Regions from separate parts of the Homo sapiens genome. Here region 1 is linked to region 2. Evidence: chromatin loops called from intact Hi-C (ENCODE). Cell type or tissue: breast epithelium. All regions are shown on one strand. Each heading gives the region's core, and the rest is flanking DNA. Links, peaks and the distances in the headings are about the cores only.

Evidence for each region. A loop is a pair of places that touch in the nucleus more often than their neighbours do. Peaks named below come from ENCODE experiments on the same cell type or tissue, not always from the same donor. Only the 100,000 strongest peaks of a DNase experiment are listed, where the experiment ranks them.
Region 1: a loop joins it to region 2, with 11 times the contacts of the local background. A loop is called at or near these places in 2 of 110 quality-filtered maps.

The regions. Positions count from the first base shown.
Region 1 is chr7:7,960,116-7,965,501 of GRCh38, reverse strand. The region is part of intron 1 of GLCCI1-DT (GLCCI1 divergent transcript); the gene reads left to right. Among named protein-coding and RNA genes, the nearest start is that of GLCCI1-DT, 5.9 kb to the left of the region's middle. RefSeq lists an enhancer at 5,170-5,299. In breast epithelium, for the core only: no CTCF peak of the experiment used is centred there; no DNase peak of the experiment used is centred there.
Region 2 is chr7:7,716,782-7,722,167 of GRCh38, reverse strand. RPA3 (replication protein A3) reads left to right here and starts at 3,561. Exons shown (of 8, transcript NM_002947.5): 1 at 3,561-3,653. All of the region lies in intron 2 of UMAD1 (UBAP1-MVB12-associated (UMA) domain containing 1), which reads right to left. In breast epithelium, for the core only: no CTCF peak of the experiment used is centred there; a DNase peak (open chromatin) is centred at 2,737.

The DNA.
Region 1 (5,386 bases), core at 148-5,147, 240 kb before region 2:
ATCTTAAGCTGATTAAACTCTCTTGTAGATTGATTCCTAATAGCAACAACAACAAAAAAGCCTTGACTGAATTTTTGTCCCTGGCAGATGCTTAAATTAAACTCCTTACTGCTTGTGACAGCCTACGTGCACCTTTGCACTAGGTGTTCCCTCTGCCTGAAAGGTTCTTGCCCAGATATCCACATGGCTTGCTCACTCATTTCCATCAGGTCTTTACTCAAATGTCACCACCTTTATGATGAGAGCTTTCCTGAACACTTTTTTAAAAATTGTAAGCACCCCTCGGCTTTTCCTGCTCTTTATCCTACTCTTTTTGCAGAGTACTTATCAGCAACCAAACCATAATATATTATAATTATTTTTTGTTTTGTCTGTCTAGAATAGAACAGCCATGAAGTGAAGACTTTTTATCAGTTTTATAACTGCTGAATCTCTACAACAGTGCTTAGTATATGGTAGATGATCAATAAATATTTGTTTAATGTTGTTAAGAGTGGCAAATTTTAGCCAGTGTTTATCTTATGAACTAAAACTTGTGCTTTTCCTCAGGAAAAAAAATCTAACAGGTGTATCTCTGCTACAAAAGCCTAGTCGCAGAGTAGAAAAATATCTGATGTGGCTACTGTAAACCACACAGATATTTGTATTGAAGCTGCCATTCAAAAAGATAGAATACCTTGCATTATGGTTGTTAGACCTACTGGCTCCTGGAGGCTCATCAGAGGATGAAAATGGAAAATGGGGGCCAGGCATATTCCCAACTACTGGCAAGGCTGAGGCAGAGGACCGCTTGAGCCCAGTAGTTTGAGGTTACAGTGAGCTATGATTGTGCCACTGCACTACAGCCTGGGTGACAGAGTGGGAACCTATCTCCAAAAGAAGGAAAATAGAATTGGCAATGGAGAAAAGGCATTGAAAAAAAAAGGACAACTGAAATAAACAGAGAAAACTGAAGAGGATCACTTAAGGAGTGACATCTGCTGATTGGTATTTAGTTCTATCTCACTATTAAGAAGAGCTATTCTCAAGAGACCTGTGTAAAGGAACTGAAAATAAATGATAATTAAGTAGACGAGACTATTATATGTAAATAATGAAAACTTTGTTTCTAAAAGAAGTTCAGAAGAAGCAATAGTAATAGATATTTTATTTTTAACTGGTAAGGTCATCCAGAATAAGTGTACAGTTATTTCTCAAAAATAGAAAACAGTAATGAAAACCACTGGTTTTTCAGATTTTCATCGCCATAGCAGCTCCAATTGCCAACTATGATGCCAGTGGCACCTCCAATGCATCTTAAGCTGATGCATAATACTCTCACCATGTAACTAAAAGACTATATTGTATAAAGTCAGCACATTCACAGGTAAAACTTGGGGGCCAAAGGACTATAAATATTCTCTTTCTATGGTGTGACATTCTATTTGTTTTAGTCCCAAATAGAGTGTTCATAATACCTGAAAGCAATAGTAGTCCTATGAAGGGAATATGTTTGATTATCATAATGTTATTTTTTTTTATTGAGAGTTGAAAGTCATTAAAGTATGTCATAGGTTTCTTCCTATGTGGCCAAATCTTATTTTTTGCCACACGAGTAAGTGTGTTGAGGGACTGTTGTTAGGGTGCCGTCAATTCATCAGCAGTGCTGGACTAGAGAAGTTTCTTTTTATTATTTTAAACTTTTTGAAACACAATTTTCAGAGTGCCCTACTCAGCATCTTATTGAAAAGGTCCATATTAATGCCCCTAATAAGGCTAAATGCGGGCTTAGTAGCAACAATACTAGCATCAAGCCATAGCAACTCCTTGTCAGGTTACTTATTGAATGTTTTTGAAGTGTCAGACACTGTTTTACACTCAGTAGGGTTTACCTGTTCTCACACTTTGGTAAAGAGGAGTAAAAAGATATGCCGACAAAGCTAAAGCCATATCTACAGATTTGCCTTATATAAAAAGGATGTAAATAGAGTATTATTGAAGTGAGGGAAAGGAAAGCTCACTTGAGAAAAGGCTTCAGGAAGAAGAGTATGAAGAAGTCATGTAGGTAGGAATGCACAAAACCAGGCAGAAGATGATTGAACAGTTTGCCTTTGGCTGATGGTTAATGGAAGATAAGTCTTAGCCTGTTGATGACGGGTCATGACGGCCCTTGGTTGCCAGGTAAGGTTTGCACTTTATTGGATATGCAGTGAGGAGCTGTTGAAGATTCTTGAATGGGTGGAGAGAACATGAGTGGAGCTGTGCTTTATGAAGATTAATGCAAGAATAGCTTAAAGCATTGAATTAGAGATTGATGGTTGGAAGACGATGTAGAAGGTTTAGAGGATACTCCACATTAGTTTAGGTGGCATGAGTCAGGGGAATGACAAAGGACATGGAGAGTGAAATAAGGTGAAAGTCATGCTCCTTCTCAGCTGATGATCATGTGGACTTTGAAAAGAGAACGCCAGACAGTTCTGAAGATTCAAGCTTGGATGCCTGAGAAGATAGTCATGGCTTTAACACAAACAAGGCAGCTAAGGGAAGGAGGAGGTTTGGTGAAAAGATAATGAGTTCAGCTATAAATAAAATAACCAGAGAATATCCAAATAGAGACAGCTTTTAAACGACAGTGAAGTTGAGAAGACAAGAGATATAGATTTGGGGGCTATCCATGTCCATATGGTAGCTGAAGCCATGGTCACAAAGGAGAAAAGCATAGAAATGAAAAGAAGGTGAAAAACAAAATTGTGAAAATTTATACGTGAGTCATGGAGGGATAAGTAAAAAACAAAACAAAACAACAACAACAAAAAAAAAATGAAAGAAAACAATACTAGAAAAGAAGGCAGGGCAGAAGTACTCCTTAAAATAGAGTTCAGGGTCTCAGAAAATAAGTTTGGTAGCTGCTTCGTGGGTCATCTGACAAACTAATATCCCTCTTCTCTGAGAACCAATCCTCCCCCAACACATAGAGGGTTTGGGCCTGACAGCTATGTATGTCCCAAATAACCTTGCCCCTCTGGCCATGGTTGATTTCACCCGAGTTCAACAACTGACTAAAGCTGGGCCAATTAAATTTTCTCCTTTGGGAATCTGAAATTAAGAAATAAAATATTTTTCTATAAAGAATTGTGCATAGAGTGGCCATTTTCTGTCATGGGCACAGAGAAGCAGAGGAAACCTGCCTTCTGAGAGAAAAGAATGAAGTGACTTACAGAAAGAAGGAGAAATCACACCAGGTGACCAGAAAGAGGGAGAGAGTCTGAGAGGAAGTTCACTTTCCCATGATGATTATTTTGTTTCTTATGCATTTTATTCAATCCTCCAAAACCACCCCAACTCCAGACCCATTCCTGCTGATACATCTCCACTACAGTCCCACCATCAAATCTATGATTTTTTCAACATTTGGATCAATTTCTTTTTCCTTTCTGTACAGGTAATACATGTTCTCCTTTCCTATCGAAAGCCATCTCCTCCACTTCTGATTTAAATTCTGACCCTCTTGTCTCTCAGGGACTTCATTTCTGCAGTTATTATCTCCATCTTCTTCATCATCAAATTATTGATTTTTCCCAGTAATGTTTGAACATGCTGTTATGCCAACATTTACTTTAAAAGGCAAAACAAAGATTCTTCTGCCATCCCTTTCCATCTATGGTCCAAATTCTTTGATCTTGTCACAGCAACAGTTCTTGACAGAGATGTCTACATGTTACTTCTGATATCCTATTTAATCCTATTAATCTACTATTTTCCTGTTTAGTCTATTCCAATCTGGCTTCATGCCACTGAAAACTGCTAATCAATATCAACTGCCTCCATATTGCCAGACCCAGTGGATATTTCTGGGACCTCTTCCTTTTCCAGCTTTTAGCAGTTTTCCACATTGCTGGTCAGGCTCAGTTCTTTAAAAAAATCTCTTCTATAGGAGTCTGGGACACTGTACTCACCTGTTCTGTTTCCTACTTCTCTAACCACTACTGCTCAGTGCTCTTCAGGTTCTTCCTCCTCTAGTTCCCTCTAAAAATTGGCCTCTATTCTCTGCTTGCTTCTGTATAAACTCACCTTCTTGGTAATCTTAGACATTCCCATGGCTTTAAATACTGCAAAATGCTGGCAACTCCTAAATGAAACTCTCCAGCCCAGACATTTCCTCCAAGATTCATATTTGTATATTCAGTTGCCTGCTTGATACGTCAAGTACCCATGAATACTTGAAGTGAATGTGTCTAAAATGGGCCTAAAATCTTAATTTCCATATTCCTGCTTTCTCTTAACCTCTGAGAAAATTGTCCCCATTTTTTCCCCATTTCAGCAAATGGTTTCACCATCTATCCAGTTATTCCAAACAATTAACCTAGACAATATTTTTGATTTCTCATTTTTCTCCCCACCATCGCCCCCTCCAACCCAGCAGCTAGTCCTCTCATTTGTTTTTAATAAATGGATGTCTAATCCATCCACTTCTATCTCTTCTGCTATTACATTAAGTCAAACTACTGTCATCTCTTACCTAATCTATTGCTGCAGCTACTCAACTTGCCTCCCAGCTTCTACTCTTGCCTTCTTTAATTTAGTTTCTACTTATTAGTCAGGGTAAACTTGGAAATATGTTGAGCCACATTTCCTGCTTAAAAATGTTCAGTGTCGGGTGGGCGCGGTGGCTCACGCCTGTAATCCCAGCATTTTGGGAGGCCAAGGCAGGTGGATCACAAGGTCAAGAGATCGAGACCATCCTGGCCAACATGGTGAAACCCCGTCTCTACTAAAAATACAAAAATTAGTTGGGCATGGTGGCACGTGCCTATAGTCCAGCTACTCGGGAGGCTGAGGCAGGAGAATCGCTTGAACCAGGGAGGTGGAGGTTGCAGTGAGCCGAGATCATGCCACTGCCCTCCAGCCTGGCAACAGATTGAGACTTCATCTCAAAAAAAAAAAAAGGTTTGGTGTCTTCCAATAACTTTGCAATGAAATCCAAATTCCTTAAAATAGCTTAAAAGGCCTGACCTGGCCTGACTACTTTTGCTCTACTCTTCTCCTCCCCTTTTCAGTTCCAGCCACAATGCCTCCTTTCACTTCCCCTGAAACGCTCCTGCATGGCCTGCATACAGGTGTCTCCTCAGCCTAAATCACTTCTACCTCCCTGCTCCTCAATTCCCTTGAAATGCCATGTCTTAGAATGTCCTTCCTGAGTCCTCACCCATCACTAATAACCTATAATAATCTATCATTAAGTCAGTTTTTTCCATCTATTTTGCTCATTAAATGTTGTCAATACACATTTGTTTACCTCCTAATGGCAAGTCTTTCCTACTAGATTGTAAAGTCTCTAGAGGCAGCGACCTTGTTTGTCTCTTCTGTTCACTACTTGATCACTTAACACCTATGTAGTTCCTAGGAT
Region 2 (5,386 bases), core at 249-5,248:
TATATATATAGAGAGAGAGAGAGAGTTTATTAAGGAGTATTAAACTCACATGATCACAAGACCCACAATAGGCCGTCTGCAGGCTGAGGAGCAAGGAAGCCAGTCCAAGTCCCAAAGCCGAAGAACTTACAGTCCAATGTTCAAGGACAGGAAGCATCCAGCATGGGAAAAGATGTAGGCTAGGAGGCTAAGCCAGTCTAGCCTTTTCACGTTTTCCTGCCTGCTTTATATCCCAGCCAAGCGGGCAGCTGATTAGATAGTGCCCATCCAGATTAAGGGTGGGTCTGCCTTTCCCAACCCACTGACTCAAATATTAATCTCCTTTGAAAACACCCACACAGACACACCCAGGATCAATACTTTGCATCCTTCAATCCAATCAAGTTGACACTCAGTATTAACCATCACAGATGGGGAGTTCAGTAAAATCCCTGAGAGGGCAGGTAGCAAAATCCTCATGGACAATCACAAAAAAGATCAAGGAGGAGGAAGAGGCAGCACAGAGATTGATTCACTGCCTCTGCAGAGATCTTTCCTGGGGTGGAAGTGAGTTTTCATTCCAGTAGAAGATCATAAAAGTGACAGTTCCTGCTGATGACAAAAGTCTCCTCCATATTTTATGAAACATAACTCTGCCATCACCATTTACTACTTATTCAAATGCATGAGCTTCCTTTTAAGGAAAAATGGCTCCTAATGGCAGTATCCCCTACGGCTCACAATTATGCAGCAGTAGTGTGGTTTTCACGCAGGTGCCTTAACATTTAAAGTAGAATTCAAATTTGACCACAATGACAGGTCCAGAGCTCATGAACCTCTGCACACATATGGAATATGTGAGAAAAGAAACTTGTCAAAAATCCAAATGACAGAAAAAGAGATTCACATACTGTATTAGTTTCCTAAAGCTGCCATAGCAAAATGGTACAAACGTGGTGGCTTAACACAACAGAAATTTATTCTGTCACATTTCTGGAGACTAGAAATCGTCAATCAAGTTGTCAGTAGGGCTAAGCTCTCTCTGAAGTCTCTAGGGCAGAATCCTTCCTTGCCTCTTCCTAGCTCTGGTGGTTTCTTGCAATCCTTGGTGTCCCTTGGCTTGTGGTGGCATCATTTCGATCTCTGCCTCTCTCACATGGCCATTTCTCCTCTGTGTCTCCCTGTGTCCAAATTTCCCTCTTCTTATAAGGACATCAGTCAGTGAAGGAGGAGGGCCCACTCCAATGAGTATGACCTCATCTTAACTTGATTCCATCTGCAAACAGATTATATTTCAAAATAAGGTCACATTCATAGGTACTGGGGGTGAAGTCTTAAATATACCTTTTTGGGGGGACAGAATTCAACCCATAACTCATACTAACCACCTAGTCTGGATTACTAGAAGGCAGCACACCTGCACTTAGCCTTCACTGAAGGCTCTTAATTCTTCAGTAAAATGCCCCTTGTTTTAATAAAAATGTTTAAATAAAAATACACAAAAAAACAAATTGGCTTCTTCTACAAAATCACTATTGAAGATGCTTTTTTTTCTCAAAAAGTCTTTTTATAATTACCATGAAGAAAGTTTATTTCTTTTGATGACAGTGAAAATTTTTCTTTTGTTTGGCAATTAGGAAGCTTACTAGTCAGCACTATAGTACTGTACTAATACTCAGTAGTCTATAGTACCATAATACTACAGTAGTCTGGGTGTTTCTCAAGTTTAGATGGGGAGAGTAAGTTAGGGGGGGAAATGATTAAAAACACAGATGCCTGGGACACACTCCAAACCTATAAAATCAGAAGTGATGGGGAAGAGGCCCAGGGTTATTCGCTTCTGACAAGCAGCCAAAGTCATTCTGCTGTATACCAACTGTGAGTGCCACCAGCCTAGGGTTTTTACATCCCATTTCCCCCTTTATTCTCAGAGATGTATAGTTTGTGACTTTTATATTTTAATGCTCTTGTGTCCTTTATTGCAAGCTATATTTTTTTTAGCTATTTACAATTAAGATTAACAAGCAATTTCTAAGTATTCTACTTCTGAACTATACATTTGAAATAATACTTGTGACTGTATTTTAGGTTCTGTAGCACTTTTCCAAAAATGACATACATTTTCAAACAGATGGCTTTATTCATGCTTACCAAGTCCCTCTGAGGTACACTGGAAGAAGAAACTTTATTCCCTTCAAAAATAAAGGCTCAAGTCCAAGTCAAACTGAGTACTTATTAAACACCTTTAATGTTCAAGACCCAGGGAGGTACTTCTCTGAATATGGAAAGGTTAGTGTACCACTTAAACACAGTACACTGATTTACCATCTCTTGTTTGTACAGAATTAAATAGTCTAGACAATTTAATTATTTTAATTGATCAGTGTAAGTTGTTGTGAACAATTCAGAATAAAAGCTCCAAGTACAAGTACTTTCTTTCCACATTATTCTTCTCATCTTCAGTTCACATATGAAAACTAAAGCCTCCTAAACTTAAGATTATAAAGTACTGCAAAGTACAGTAGTCACTAACGTGAAAAAAAAAACTACTACTTTCCATGGCTGTCTATAGCTCAACTCTCTGAAAAATATACAGTCGGTTTGAAGTCTTTTGTGAAATCCCTTGTGAGACTCTACTGTTGACTGTGGTTAGAATACATTCAAAAGTATAATCAGATTGCATCATCACCATCACCTGCTCAGAGGCAAGTTGAAGAAACATGTGCTCATGAGGCTGAAGCTGGCTTATTGTACTACACTCTCATGTGGGCTTGCCAGAGAGATTAGTCACCATTTTGCAGCTGGTTTCAAATTCAGTTGCTGCGATACAAGTGCAGATGCAATGGCTTACCCTAATTATATTGCTCCAGTTTAATCTTTCCATTTGTAGCATACTATATACTGGATCAAATTCAAGACTCTGGATTGGTTTCAAATAGAAGAGATTTCAAAATCACACATTTGTTATCCTCTCCTAAAGCTTGCTGATCATATTTCATCATTGTATCTGCTAGATCTTCTGAATTCACCCTAAAGGTGTTTTTAGCTCTCTAAACCATCACTAAATCTTGATAATTAATAAAAATGCAGAAAAAAACAGTTCTTAAAGCTTTTTTTAACACAATAAAAGGAAAGTTATGTCATCTCCAAAAATACTCATATGTTTTTTAAAATTTCAATTTTCTTCCTCTTTGGAATTAAATATATGAGCAAATTCTAAGGAAATTAATTGTAATCAGTGGTTTCTAAACTTAACTGATGGTCAAAATCACTTGGGAAGCTTTAAAACACACATACATTTCCCCCACTTCACCCTGTACCTGTTGAGTCATAATTTAAAGAGGTTTCTTTTTAAATTAATCTAGAAGTTAAATAAAGCTAATGCTGGTATTGCTTCTGAGAGTCAGAAAGAAAAAAGAAAGGTTCCTGCCTATCTCATGCAGGTCTTTTTAACTGCCTGCTACTGTCCATATTTAATAAATGCCATCTGTCAAGAATGATGTCTATACAAAGAGATGATGTAATCAGAAGAACTTTAAAATAAAAGAAAAAATAAAATCCTAGCATCATCAGATCCACAGAAGCTACTCAGATAAGAGGCTCCAAGAGGACATTTTTGGATGTGAAAAACAATGAGAAGGAGGACAACACACATTTACAATCGTCTTAATTTTGTAAGTATCTGTTTGAATTTGTTGGATACATAGTTTTTTCCTTCAAAATAACTTAAAGGTATTATTTTGAAGACACACATAGTCAAGTTTAGATTATGCATTTTTACTCCGTTCTTATTCATTTGTTCCATGCTAGTGCTGGGAATATGGTGGTAAGAACAGACAACCCATGCCCTCACTATGCATACAGTATCATCGATGGCATTATAAAAATATCAAAATAGTTTTATGGTTAAAATAAACTATAAGAAATTCACATAAGTATATTTCAAAATACCCTTGGGGATAAAAATAACACATTCAAGTTACAGCTGACACATTATTTGGAAAAATCACTCAAGTTCTGCAATTTCTTCTTCCCAAATTAATACCAGTTTTACTTTCTTATCTGATCTAAAATTTATAACTTATTATACAACAATGTGAAGTTAATAAGTGAATGGTATATCACAGGTTATTCAACACACTGCTAAAATTAAAAATCATTGTGTCAATTCTAAAAACTAGATTTCCCTAAACTCTAAAAGCTACACAACTATGACAAACAGAATCTACAGCACTCTGTGACTCTTAATATTACAATTAAACATCAAGTTTATTAATAGAAAAGTTTGGTAAACAGATTTTCACATGACATAATGTGTCAATTTGATAATTATGGCCAATCATAAACTTAAGCATAAAAGGTGATGGTAAGATAAAAACAAAATCTTGAGGACAAAATTTCAAACTCATGCTCTCATCCAGGCCAGAGTTCCTGAACTATACAATGACAAACTAACTTCTTTGTTAAACTGCATTTTACTCTTTACAAATACAAGTAGTTTTCCAAATACTCCATGCTGTTGATGCCCCAAAGTGGGAAAAACAGATGAATTAAATAAATAGAGGCCATGTTAGCCAATGTGATTGAGACCATTTCTTCATTTAATAAAAAAATCAGTTAAAGTGGGAAATCATAAAAAATACATGCATACCTTAAACATTTTACTTCAAAACAATAAATCATATTCATTTAATAAAGTAAATACTTCTGAAGTAGCAGAGTTGTCTGAGGTAAATACCTGAGGTTATCGTCTCACGCCAAAGAAACTGAAGGACGAGGACACACAAGGAGTGAGTTTAAGAGTGGAGTTTTAATAGATGAAAGAAACAGGAGGCTGGGCGAGGTGGCTTATGCCTGTAATTCCAGCACTTTGGGATGCTGAGGCAGGCGGATCACTTGGGGTCAGGAGTTCGAGACCAGCCAGGCCAACGTGGTGAAACCCAGTCTCTACCAAAAATACGAAAATTAGCTGGGCGTGGTGGCGCATACCGGTAGTCCCAGCTACGCGGGAGGCAGAGGTGAGAGAATCGCTTGAACCCGGGAGACGGAGGTTGCAGTGAGCCAAGATCATGCCATTGCACTCCAGCCTGGGCAACAGACCAAGACTCCGTCTCAAAAAAAAAAAAAAGAAAAAAAGAAAGAAAGAAAAAGGAAAAAGAAAGAGGAAAGCTCCCTCGTGCAGAGGAAGGGGTCCCGAACGGGTTTCCGGGTTCAGGGCAAGAAGAGGTTGGTTTTATAGGAGGCGGTGTCTGATTTACATAGGGCACGAGAGATTGATCAGACCAGGTGTGCCATTTACATAGCATGCTCCGCCTCCCAGGTTCACGCCATTCTCCTGCCTCAGGCTCCCGAGTAGCTGGGATTATGGGCGCCCGCCACCATGCCCGCCTAATTTTTTTGTGCTTTT